Linked DNA regions of Homo sapiens: region 2 is linked to region 1. Evidence: chromatin contacts called from ENCODE Hi-C data. All regions are on one chromosome and are shown on one strand. The core of a region is the stretch at or near the end of the contact, and the rest is flanking DNA. Distances in the headings are between cores, read along the strand shown. Region 1 holds the start of AURKAIP1 (aurora kinase A interacting protein 1). Region 2 holds the start of TTLL10 (tubulin tyrosine ligase like 10).

Evidence for each region. A loop is a pair of places that touch in the nucleus more often than their neighbours do. Pooled maps may share reads with other maps.
Region 2: a pooled map shows a loop between it and region 1 (2.2-fold over the local background). The contact joins the promoter of TTLL10 here to the promoter of AURKAIP1 in region 1. A Hi-C loop is called at or near these places in 1 of 50 pooled maps.

The regions. Positions count from the first base shown.
Region 1 is chr1:1,372,774-1,379,033 of GRCh38, reverse strand. AURKAIP1 (aurora kinase A interacting protein 1) reads left to right here and starts at 3,827. Exons shown (of 4, transcript NM_017900.3): 1 at 3,827-3,880; 2 at 4,244-4,329; 3 at 4,589-5,034; 4 at 5,132-5,298. The coding sequence starts at 4,278. The coding sequence ends at 5,233. It also overlaps the pseudogene NDUFB4P8. RefSeq lists silencers at 3,837-4,016, 4,037-4,086 and an enhancer at 3,136-4,041.
Region 2 is chr1:1,169,963-1,176,222 of GRCh38, reverse strand. TTLL10 (tubulin tyrosine ligase like 10) reads right to left here and starts at 2,343. Exons shown (of 16, transcript NM_001130045.2): 1 at 2,297-2,343; 2 at 1,902-1,938; 3 at 1,734-1,799. TTLL10-AS1 (TTLL10 antisense RNA 1) reads left to right here. Exons shown (of 2, transcript NR_173246.1): 2 at 1-3,167. It overlaps MIR200BHG (MIR200B, MIR200A and MIR429 host gene), which reads right to left. Exons shown (of 2, transcript XR_007065348.1): 2 at 5,885-6,260. RefSeq lists enhancers at 108-626, 4,850-5,417 and a silencer at 2,104-2,193.

The DNA of each region.
Region 1 (6,260 bases), core at 2,578-5,077:
TTTAATATGAGATGTTAAACGTTTGATCCAATTTTCCTTCTTGGATAAGTTTTTTGAAAACATAATACCAGAGGAAGAGGGTCCCCATTCCAAACATAGCTCCCAAGAGTGAGTTTTTAGGAGTGGGTCTAAAATTAGGGTAGACATTTGCTAATCTTGCACAGATCCGATGAATCAAGGCAGGATCTTGATGAGCCCTTGGCGGTTAGGGACGTCGTACTGAAGCAGGTGCTCCCATTTAGGCTGCGCTCTGAATGGCCAACAGCTGGGCTTGTGCCCTCCGGGTTTCTGGAGATATGTCCTGTTTGGCTGCGCTGAGGGCCGAGGGCAGAGGCCAGGTGCGACGGAGTATATACTTGGGGAGCGACATCTCGGCGACCCAGCACACACCTGCCTATGATGTTCAGTCATCTTAAGATCATTCTCCAGAGGCAGGAGAATCGCTTGAGACTGGGAAGTGGAGGTTGCAGTGAGCTGAGATCGCGCCATTGCACTCCAGCCTGGGTGACAGAGCGAGACTCCCTCTCAAAAAAAAAAAAAAAAAAAAAATGTCGGGCGTGGTGGCTCATGCCTGTAATCCTAGCACTTGGAAAGGCCGAGGCAGGTGGATTGCCTGAACTCAAGAGCTCGAGACCAGCCTGGGCAACACAGTGAAACCGTCTCTACTAAAATACAAAAAATTAGCCGGGTGTGGCGGCGTGCGCCTGTATTCCTAGCTACTCTGGAGGCTGAGGAAGGAGAATTGCTAGAACCCGGGAGGCAGAAGTTGCAGAAGTTACAGTGAGCCGAGATCACGGCACTCCAGGCTGGGTGACAGAGCAAGACGACTCTGTCTGTTTAAAAAAAAAAAAAGAAATAGAAACTTCAGAATTTTTAGGAATGTTGTATCTGTGGCCCGGAGGTTGGAGGAGCATTAAAGGCGGCGTGGCCGAGGGTGGACCCAGGCTGGAGCTCAGGCTCTGCCCTGAGCTGAGGAGCCCCAAAGTCTTGGGGCAAAAGCTGCAGACAGGCAGGGCCCTGATGCCTTGTCAGAGCCTGGCAGTAGCTTGTGGGAGCCAGTGTGGGCCAGGGTGCAGCGGGACCGCTAGCTGTTAAGCTTTCAGGAGTTTTGTACACCAACTGCTACACAGCCATTATTTATAAATCAGATACATTTATGGTTAAATTATGCTAATAAAAGGAAATACTGAAAACCCATAGTTTCATATTTTAATAAGATCACTATTATCCACGATCTTAAGATTATTTAAGTATTATAGGCAGATGTGCGCTGGGTCGCCAATATGTCTTTCCCCCAGTATACGCTGTCGCGTCTGGCCACTCTGCCCTCGACCCAGTCCTGAGGAGCTGGGACTACAGGTCTGTGCCACCATGCCCACCTTTTTTTTGAGTCAGAGTCTCGCTCTATCACTCAGGCTGGAGTGCATTGGCACGATCTCGGCTCACTGCAACCTCCACCTCACAGGTTCAAAAGATTCTCCTGCCTCAGCTTCCGGAGTAGCTGGGACTACAGGTGTGCACCACCACACCCAACTAATTTTTTTTTTTTTTTTGGTATTTTTGGTAGAGATGGGGTTTCGCCATGTTGGCCAGGCTGGTCTCGAACTCCTGACTTCAGACAGTATGCCCGCCTCGACCTCTCAGAGTGCTGGGATTACAGGCAGGTGTGAACCACTCTGCCCGACCAAAATTCTGAAGTTTCTAAAGAAAAACTTTCCTGAAGACAAATGGGTATTTTGGGGAAAACAGGTATGTGCAGCAACTGTGTACTTCCCTTGAGAGACTAGAGTTCCTTTGTTTAAAAATTAGGAATCATAACCCATGCACCCTCCCCGATTCTTCCACTGCATTTTTTCTTCCTCAGATGTTTGTAAAGGATTGATCTTCCTAGTCTAGTTCCAGCTCATCTAGCTTGGCAGCTCTGCTCACACAAGCATCTGGCGCTTCCAACAAGTGTTCCTGCCACTCCTGTGGGCGGCAGCCAGTCAGGTCTGGCCCGGGCATTCATCGGGGTGGCCACTGTCTGCAAGCCTCCCGGGCCGGCTCCATGCAGCTCCTGTAGCTGAATGATAATTCCCCAGCCTTGTAGCAGCTGGGTCCTGCTCTAGCTGGGACCTTTCCCTTTTGGCCTGGAGCCTATTGGGTACAGGGACCCCAACAGAGTGGTCTTCCTCACTTCACCTCCCTGAAATTACTTCCTGAGAGGGGGAAGGACACCCTGGTTCATCCTGCTCCTCAAGACTTTCTCAGACTGAAATGTCCACATCCCGTTTCTTCTACCAGTCCCTAACTCAGGGGAGGTACTTATATCTGCACGTCAATGCCTCAGAAGCCTGAAGGCCAAGGTTGCCAGCCCAGGTTATTTCTGGTTCTCTGGTTCTTCTCAACATGCTCACCTGTTCTCTGATGGATTCTTTGCATCTCCCTGGACCCCAGCCGGGTGAAGACAAACACAGGGGCACCAAGGTGAGGGCTGCTCTGGAGGCACCAGTCTGCTCATTTACGGCCAAATCCACTAGGGGAAGCTGTGCAGCAGGGGTGAAGGGCGGGCCCGCAAATAACGTTCGTAAACCTTCCTGCTTGGAGTCCCAAGTAGCCCCTCTGAGGGGTAACGTAGAGTCATCTGGGGACCTCAGTTGTAGAGGTGGGCCTGGAGCCTGAACTTTATGTCCTCACACTGGCCTATCCTACCTGTCACTCACTGCTTAGCCAGGCTGGGCCCGGCAGATGACCTGGCCTTTCCACTTCCTGCTAAGCGTCCCTGGAAGACCCTCCTGCAAGGCAAGTCTCCGAGCAGGCCCAGCAGGCTCTGCTCCACACCCCTCTCCCACCAGGCGCCCCTGCAAGTCCATGCTGGGGTCTCTATATTAGCCAACCTCACGGAGGTCAAAGGGGCCTGTCTGGAGTAGAAAGGTGAAGCTACACGTTGGCAGCGCCTACTCTGGGGAGCATCATTAGGGGCTCAGCCAAACCCAATCCACCAGAGAGGCTGCTTTTAGTTCTCAGACAAAAAGTGTGAGTCTGATTTTTATTTTATTTATTTATTTATTTTTTTGAGACAGGATCTATGTCACCCAGACTGGAGTGCAGTGGTGCGATCTCGGCTCACCGCAACCTCTGCCTCCTGGGCGCAAGCGATTCTCTTGCCTCAGCCTCCCGAGTAGCTGGGATTACAGGCGCCTGCCACCACGCTAGGCTAATTTTTGTAGTTTTAGTAGAGACGGGGTTTCACCATGTTGGCCATGCTGGTCTCGAACTCCTGACCTCAGGTGATCCACCAGCCTCGGCCTCCCAAAGTGCTGGGATTACAGGCCTGAGCCACCGCGCCCAGCCTGCGTCTTATTTTTTTTTTTTTAACCCCAGGAATGAGGAGTCGGGGAGGCCCGGTACCGCAGGCTCAGTGCTTATTCCGGGTCCTTGGTCTCTAGCAAAAACGGGGGAAATAGCTCTAGACGCTTCCGCCTTCCACGTAACTCCACTTCCGTTGCCAGATACGTCACTTCCGTAGTCTTGAGCCCGCACTTCCGTCGGCCCGTTGGGAATCCGGCCCCTGGGTGGTCCGGAAACGATTCTGGACCTGCGGGTATATCCAGGGCCCGCACCCCCTGGGATTGTGGGAAATGTAGTTTTTTGCCTCCGTAAGGGACCAGGCGGAGCTGAGGAACCGCGCGAGGACTGGGACCGTGATTCCACTAACCGGAAACCGTCGCCTTTCGGGCCCGGCGGGGCCTGAGCCAATGCAGAATCGGGGGCCGCGAGGACGCCAGCGGGCGCTGTGCGTAGGAACCGCCGGGTGGCCGCTGCCGATCGGGGCCGACTTGGGGACGGACCGGAAGTGCCCGAGGGCGGCCGCAGAACGGTCAATTTGAGCCGCGTCGAGGTCGGGCTTGGGAAGGGTCAGCGGGAGGCCTGAGGGCGCCGGGCGCTGCGGCAGGCGGGCCCGGGGTCCAGCCGAGAGGGTCCGGGCGCCAGGCAACGCGATTCGCGCGGGGGTGAACCCGGGGAGGGGGCCGGCCTCCCCGTTCTGGGACCTTTCGGTGCGTCCGAGCGCGACACCGCCCGCGTCGGGGGCTTGGGAGCCTCGGGGCGCGAGCTGTGTTGGAAGCAAAGTCCTCCTTGTGGGTTGGGGTGGCGGAGGGAGAAGGGAAGCGAGGGTCGCGGCGGGACCAGACGCCCCAGTCCCGGCCCGCCCGCGACTACTGAAGGCGCTGCCGCCTGACCTGAACGGGCACTTGTGTTCCAGCTCCCCTGGGACCTGTGGCCGCCGCCCACAGACCATGCTCCTGGGGCGCCTGACTTCCCAGCTGTTGAGGGCCGTTCCTTGGGCAGGTAGGAAGCCGCGCGGGGGCGGATGGGAGGATGCACACCTGGTTAGGAGTGCGGGTCTCAGCAGCTCCGCTGGGGCAGGGCCGGTGGCCACACACACACTCTTTCCCCTCTAAGCTTCCGATGCTCACAGAGGGAACCTCAGGGGTTCAGGCCAGGAATGAGGTGCGGGGGATCCTCGCTGGGACGAACCTGCTGCTCCTCAACCCGACGGGCCTGTGTGGTCTCGCGAGCGGTGACCGTGGCGTCTGGTTTTCTGCAGGCGGCCGCCCGCCTTGGCCCGTCTCTGGAGTGCTGGGCAGCCGGGTCTGCGGGCCCCTTTACAGCACATCGCCGGCCGGCCCAGGTAGGGCGGCCTCTCTCCCTCGCAAGGGGGCCCAGCTGGAGCTGGAGGAGATGCTGGTCCCCAGGAAGATGTCCGTCAGCCCCCTGGAGAGCTGGCTCACGGCCCGCTGCTTCCTGCCCAGACTGGATACCGGGACCGCAGGGACTGTGGCTCCACCGCAATCCTACCAGTGTCCGCCCAGCCAGATAGGGGAAGGGGCCGAGCAGGGGGATGAAGGCGTCGCGGATGCGCCTCAAATTCAGTGCAAAAACGTGCTGAAGATCCGCCGGCGGAAGATGAACCACCACAAGTACCGGAAGCTGGTGAAGAAGACGCGGTTCCTGCGGAGGAAGGTCCAGGAGGGACGCCTGAGACGCAAGCAGGTGAGTGGCCCCCTGCTTGGCCCTGGGAGGGCAAAGTGCTGAGAACACGTTTCTTTGCCACGAATTACTTGGCGGTCCCTCTCTCTGCGTCTTGCAGATCAAGTTCGAGAAAGACCTGAGGCGCATCTGGCTGAAGGCGGGGCTAAAGGAAGCCCCCGAAGGCTGGCAGACCCCCAAGATCTACCTGCGGGGCAAATGAGTCTGGCGCCGCCCTTCCCGCCCGTTGCTGCTGTGATCCGTAGTAATAAATTCTCAGAGGACTCAGCCTTTCCTGCGGGTCTGGAGCTCCATTTGCCGGGTGTGAGGTCTCTCAGGATTGAGGCTGCTGCCAGTCCCAGGTGTTGCAGAAGACCCGGGCAGCAGGGTGGCAGATTGGCCGTCCCTCTCTCTAGCTGGCTCTTGGCCGCCGTCCAGAGGGTGCTGGGCCTGTAGGAGCCCCAGCCTCGCTGTGAGCAAATGTGTGCTGTGTGCAGTTCAGGCTAGGTGCTGTGGGATCACTGTGAACAGATCCCACAGCCCCTCCCTGAGCACCACATTCCCTGGGGAGGCCGACCCGGATGGCAGAAGTACAGGGGGACAGGACTGGGGTTTAGGGAGCACCCGGAATGCACGGGGTGATTCAGGTGTATTTCATGAGTGGAGGGTCGGGGAGGGCCTCATTGGGAAGGCAGGAAAGGTTCTGGTACCACTGGCAGTGGTGGATGGTGCCCGCCAGGCTCCGTGGACGTGATCCTCCAGTGGCCCTCCAAGCTTTCCGGCTACAGGGCCAGGGTGTTGGCCTTCCCAGGCATGTCTGCCATCTCCTGGGGCCCTGAGTGGACGTGGGGACTAAGCAGGAAGAGTTGTCCCAGAAGGGGTTCGGGGCTGGGGGGTGGCTGAGGAAAGGGTCTCGTTTACAGGGCCGAAGAATCCCTGAGGCTTAGGTTGAGCCAGAGGCCCCTGGTGTCTCCACGTTCCTCTGGGTGAAGAGGAGGAACGCATTATTCCCCCCCCCTTTTTTTTTGAGGAAGAGTCTCATTCCATCACCCAGGCTGGAGTGCAGTGGTGCGATCTCAGCTCACTGCAGCCTCTCCCTCCCAGGTTCCAGTGACTCTCCTGCCTCAGCCTCCTGAATAGCTGGGATTACAGGTGCCCGCCACCAAGCCCGGCTAATTTTTGTATTTTTGTTAGAGACAGGGTTTCACCATGTTGGCCAGGATGGTCTCGATTTCCTGACCTCAAGTGAT
Region 2 (6,260 bases), core at 1,094-3,593, 200 kb after region 1:
GCGGCTGGGAGCAGCAGCCTCTCCACCGGCACAGCGGCAGCCTCTCTCCACCTGCACAGCGTCAGCCTCTCTCCACCTGCACAGCGTCAGCCTCTCTCCACCTGCACAGCGGCTGGGAGCAGCAGTCTCTCCACCTGCACAGCGGCAGCCTCTCTCCACCTGCACAGCGTCAGCCTCTCCACCTGCACAGCGTCAGCCTCTCTCCACCTGCACAGTGGCTGGGAGCAGCAGCCTCTCCACCTGCACAGCGTCAGCCTCTTTCCACCTGCACAGCGTCAGCCTCTCTCCACCTGCACAGCGGCTGGGAGCAGCAGCCTCTCCACCGGCACAGCGGCAGCCTCTCTCCACCTGCACGGCAGCAGCCTCTCCACCGGCACAGCGGCAGCCTCTCTCCACCTGCACGGTGGCAGCCTCTCTCCACCTGCACAGCGGCTGGGAGCAGCAGCCTCTCCACCTGCACAACAGCAGCCTCTCTCCACCTGCACAGCAGCTGGGAGCAGCAGCCTCGCAGGGTTGCTGCAAAGATGGAGTTTCCACATGTAATGTCAGGACAGCACCCGCCACACACTGCGCAGTCTGCAGGGCTGTGGTGATGGTGACTGTGGGGGTGACGGGAGGCAGAGAGCTCAGGGACAGCTCAGGATAGGCGGGAACACAAGCACATGTGAAAAGCAAGGCGATCGCCAACTCTGAGGAAAACAAATGGGCACCACCCGGGGAGGCCGGGCAGCTCTGCCCCAAACATCATTCGTGCCGGGATGATATGGACAGGGCAGCGTGTGGAAGACAAGCCCCTTTCACCGTCCACGGGGAATTTCTGCACTGGAAGCTCCAGAAGCAGCAGCATCAGGTGCTTTTTGGAAACAGGCAGTTAGAAAGCGGAAGCACAGCACCCACCCCCCCACCCAGGAAACTGCCTCCGTCTCTTCTGCTGCAGAAGAAGCAGCAGCTGGAAGAGGCAGCCAGGTGCTGATTTCATCGTAAGCCTGAGGCCTCCTTTGGGCTTTTCTAACTTTATGTCCTTATGATGTTCACAAATAACTAAATAAGTTGTGAGCTGTTATTTCTTGTCATTGAAATTAAAGGTGTTTTTTTTTTTAATTTTTTTAGACGAAGTCTCACTCTGTCGCCCAGGCTGGAGTGCAATGGCGCAATCGCGGCTCACTGTAACCTCCGCCTCCCAGGTTCAAACAATTCTCCCGCCTCAGCCTCCTGAGTAGCTGGGATTACAGGCGCCTGCTGCCATGCCCGGCTAATTTTTGTATTTTTAGTAGAGACAGGGTTTCTCCATGTTGACCAGGCTGGTCTCAAACTCCTGACCTCGTGATCCGCCCACCTCGGCCTCCCAAAGTGCTGGGATTACAGGCGTGAGCCACCGCCCCGGACTGAAATCAAAGGTTTCTTAAGCAGCTGCCCGCTGTGTGTGTGGTGAACCCGGGGCCTGAATGCAGGTGGGACGCAGCCTCCCAAGCGCCGGGAGCCGCTGGCTCCTCACGCCTGTCGATCTAGCAAATGTGCTTTGGAGTCTCTGACGGACGCGATTCTGAATCCAGAAGGAAAGCGTCTCACTCCGAGATGCTGACTGACGTGTCCTTTATAGCGGTGGGACTTGGGAAGCCGGTGACGCCCGGTGTGGAGGACGGTTGTGACGCCCCTCGGTGGGGACACGGTGTAAAGGCGGCGTGGAAACTTGGTGCACGACCTTACAATAAATTGTAAAATAAGCGTTTTACCTGGTGAGATGAAAAGACCGGCAGGAGACGGCACCCCGGTAGGATGAACAGAAGAGACTTTTAAACCTGAAGAAATCATCCAAAAAGCGACCACATGTTAGTGTCCTGCTGCGAGTTCTCCCCCCAGAATCCAAGCTTGGCCACGTGGGGCCCTAGGAAGGTACTGACATTGTTCGAAGAGCTGGTGCCTCCCGGCCGGAGGCCGCTGTCAAAGGACGCACGACCTGTGGGCTCAAGCAGCCGTCCGTCCAGGACTTGCTCTGCGGAGGCAGACCTGGTCCCAGGCCACGGAGCTCGTCCCAGGGCTGCCCAGCCCTCCCACCCCACCGGGTACACACACCGTTCCCCGGCCTGGCCTGGACCCGAGCCTCTCGCACGGTGGCGCTGGGGTCCGGGACCCGCAGAGCAGGCTCAGCCTGGCCCCACCCTACCCGATCCCTGTCCAGTCCCCTCCCCAGCCTCCTCCTCTCCTGAGCAGCCTCCCGAGGGGACCCGCAGGCAGGGCGTAGGAGGGCGGGGCCGAGCCCACTGGACCCCAGCTGGTGGCCGCCGGCGCTTCTTACCTGCCCAGCCCACAAGGTCCTGGGAGCCTGGGCCAGGAAACAACAGTGGTGACCTGGCAACCGTCTCCTGGCAACCCCCACCCAGCCGGAACCCAGAGGTGAGCTTGGGTTTTCGGAGGATGGGGAGGGGCTGCTGAGTGGCGGGGCCAGCCCGGGAAGCCGGGCTGAGGGCTGAGGCTGGAGAAGGGCACAGCTTCATGGGCACAGCTGCCTCCCAGTCACTGCTGGGACTGCCTGAGCCTGAGCCCCAGTTGCTGCCCCTCCGCCCGGCCCTCCCAGGATGGTCCCTGAGCCGTCTCTCAGGCCCCACCCATGCTCAGCACCCCAGGACCTGGCCCGGGCCAGGCTCTGCGTGCACCCTGGTGATGTTGGCTGGATACACGGCTGCCGATCCCTGAGCATTCTCTGTGCTTCACGTGGTCGGGTCCCTGTTCTCACTCCACAGCGGACGAGGTGCCACTGTGCCCCCCTCTGCAAACAGGAACCGGGGGCTCCACAAAGTGAGTGCCCCCCAGAGGGGGACTCACATCTATCGGTCCAAACTGCACCTTTCTGTAAGCCCCTCGCTGTGTCACAGACCTCGGCCAAAGTGAAGCATTCCGCAGGGGTTTGGGCCGTGAGGAACAGCCTGCCCGACACCTGACTTGAACACTCTGCGGGGAAAAACACCGAGGAACATCACGATTACCTTCTGCGGGAACAAGGGCCAAACAAACGGCCTCATCCTGAAGCCGTGTGGCCCGGGCCGCTCCCACCCATACCTATAGGCACCCCAGCCCGTAGGCGGCAGTGGGCTCTGGCATCCAGCTGGTCCCCCACCTCTGCAGGTGTTTGCAATGTACCCGTGTTGATGTAAGGCTGCCCTTTCTCCATCTCTGTGTGTCTTTGTTTAACCCTCACATTCTCTCTTTTTTTTTTTTCAAAATACGGAGTCTCACTCTTTTGCCCAGGCTGGAGTGCAATGGTACGGTCTCGGCTCACTGCAACCTCCGCCTCCCAGGATCAAGCAATTCTCCTGCCTCAGCCTCCCGAGTAGCTGGGATTACAGGTGCCCACCACAGTGCCCAGCTAATTTTTGTATTTTTAATATTAATTTTATTTTTTATTTTTATTTTGTTTTATATTTTATATATTTATTATTTTATATATTATTTTCTATATTATTATAATTATTTTATTATTAATTTATTATTAATTTTAGAGGGTTTCATCATGTTGGCCAGGCTGCTCTTGAACTCCTGACCTCAGGTGATCCGCCCGCCTCGGCCTCCCAAAGTGCTGGGATTACAGGCGTGAGTCACTGCGCCTGGCCTGCCCTCGCCTTCTCTTTAAAACACCTAATGATACGAGGTCTGGGAGTCCTGGGCTCCTGGCATGACCCATGGCACGGTCTGATCCCCTCTGCCTCAAACTCTGAGCCTCCAGCCACGTGTCCCCTACCCATCCGTGTCCTTCAGAGCTTTGCGTGGGTCACGAGGGCCTCTGTGCTTAGGGTCCCCTTGCAGGGGGCTGGTGGTGCCCCCAAAAGACAACCACATCATAGCCCTGAAACCTCGAATGTGACCTTATTTAGAAGAAGGGGCTTTGCAGGTGGGGTTACGTCAGGATCTCTAGTGACATCACCCAGGGCAGGCCCTGAATCAATGGCCTCTGCCCCCCTGAGAGGGAGGTGGAGAGAGGAGACGCAGACGTGGGGGAGACGCCGTGGGACTGGGGGGCAGAGATGGGTGACACGGCCACAGCCACTGATGCCTGAGCTGGCAGGGGCTGGGGAGGCAGACAGGGTCCTCTCCTGGAGCCCCCAGAGGGGTGCAGCCCTGCCTGCCCTGTGGCTTTGGAGTTCTGGCCTCCAGATGCGGGCGTAAGCGTCTGTTGTTGTGCCTGCCTGTGTGGTTTTTCAGCAGCCGGGAGGAGAAGCCACCCTTTCGAGAGTGTGGTGCCCGCTCCGGAGCCGCCTCCCCGACCCACGCCGGGGCGGCAGCCTGGGGGTTCCCCGCTCTGTGTCCCTGGGGCCTGAGCTGTGGGGGAAGAAGGGGCCCCGGCTGTCCCTGGGGAGTCCCTGGAAGGAAGAGAGAGCTCTCGGAAGCGGGGCGGTGGGGGGCGTCTCCCACCGTCCTCCTGGTTCTGTCCAGCTGGGAACAGTGTCCTCGTCCCCTCCCCGCACTCCCACCTTGCGCCTGGTGCTCAAGCTTTGAGATGGTCCCGCTGGACCCTGGTGCGGAGCAGACCCAGGAGGCCCCTCTGCCCTCTGGGAGCCTCAGGTCAGGTGGCAGGTGGGGCTGGGGCAGGTCCTGGGCTGAGTGGCTGGGCCTTCGGGGAGCAGGGCCCACTTGGTGGGGGTGACGGGTGGGGGGTTCCTTCGGTGGCTGCTGTGGCTCTCCAGGCTGGGAGCAGCAGATCCGGGTTCGGAAGCTCTGACTCTGGGAAGGGGCCTACGTGTGTCCCCTCCTCCCTGAGGCTGAGGCAGGTGGCCTGACAGGAGCTGATGGGGATGGGAAGGACTCGCCCAGCTCCTCTCCAGAACTGGCCCTTCCGGGAACAGAGCAAGGCAGGGTCCTTGCCCCTGGGCTGGGAGGGAGAGCCCCGTGTTCATCTTTGTGGCGCACCGGCCTTTGGAGGATGTGATCTGGACACACACCTCGGAGGACGGGTTTCCTTGTGTGGGGGGAGAGGGGGTGCAGCGGGCAGGTCCCCCAACCCCTGCAGCCTCCCCTCCCTGGGGCCCCACACAGGCCTGAGGACTCCCCACCGCCCTCAGAAGCCCCCAGGCTCCCCAGCCAGGCACTACCTCGTCCCTCACAGCTTTCCTGAGTTCAAACTTGAAAACTCTGCCCCTTAATCCCAAAATCTGGGTGGTGTGGCAGCCACGGATACCTGTAGCCCCAGCAAGGTTCCTGCGCAGGGCAGGTGGGAGCAGGACCTTGGGCCGTGGGTGTGCCCGGCCCGCGTGTCCAGGTGGGTGCAGCCCCCAGGGCCAGGCAGAATGGGGGAGGCCTGGCACCTCTCGGGCAGTGGGTGGGGTCTCCAGGCAGGCCAGGCCCTGCCACTGGAAGGGAGGTGGCCCCTTTGCCACCAACCTGTGGCTGTCACCGGGGCAGGTGTGGCTGGACCAGGAAGCCCTCCTGGCTGGCGCCTGGCTGCCTCCATCCTGTCCGCAGCCCTCGCTCCTGCTGGCCGGCACCATACGCTCTTGGTCACCTGCTCAGAGAGGCCCCCCAGGGCCACCGGCTGCCCCCTCGGTAGCTCCCTTCAGCACAGGCTGAGGTGTCTCCACTCAGGGACTCCCCCTTCCCCCAGAACCTTGACCTGAGCTGACCACAGGAGAGTCAGGGAAGATTCCTGAGCAAAAGAAGGAGGGAGGGAGGGACGGAGAGAGGAGGAGGAGGGAGGAGGGGGAAGGAGGGATGGAGGAGAGGAAGGAGGAGGGGGAGGGAAAGAGGAGGGAAGGGAGGGAGGGAGCCTCTCCCAGGAACCTTGGGGGCCTCCGGGGCCGGATGCAGTGTCTGGGGTTCTGTCCTCAGCTGGGCCCTTTGCACGGCGGGGGTCTGTGCACGTGTGGTTAAAATAAGGAGCTGGTCCAAGCATGGGTGCGTGAACTGCAGACTTTATTACTATACAAAGACTTTTTTCTGTTTTGTTCCCGGTGCTTATGGAGAGGAGGAGGAGGAGGAGAAACCGCACAGGGAGGCTCTGGGTACGGCCCCGCCAGCCCCAGCAGGGTCCTTCCTGTCACACCCCGTGCAACGCAGCAGGCGCTGTGGAGAGTGAGCCCCACTGCAGTGTGGGGCGCAACTTCATCCGAGGGGTGCTTGGAGGGACTGGCCAGACGGGCACAGCGGTGAGGAGGTGCTGGGATGGGGAAGGTCCCCGAGCTCCGGGCGGTGTTGGATGAGCTCAGGCTCACAGGTGTGGCCCTGCCTGGCCCGAGCTCTCCAGGTGTGTCCAAACCTTGTGTTATATGCAC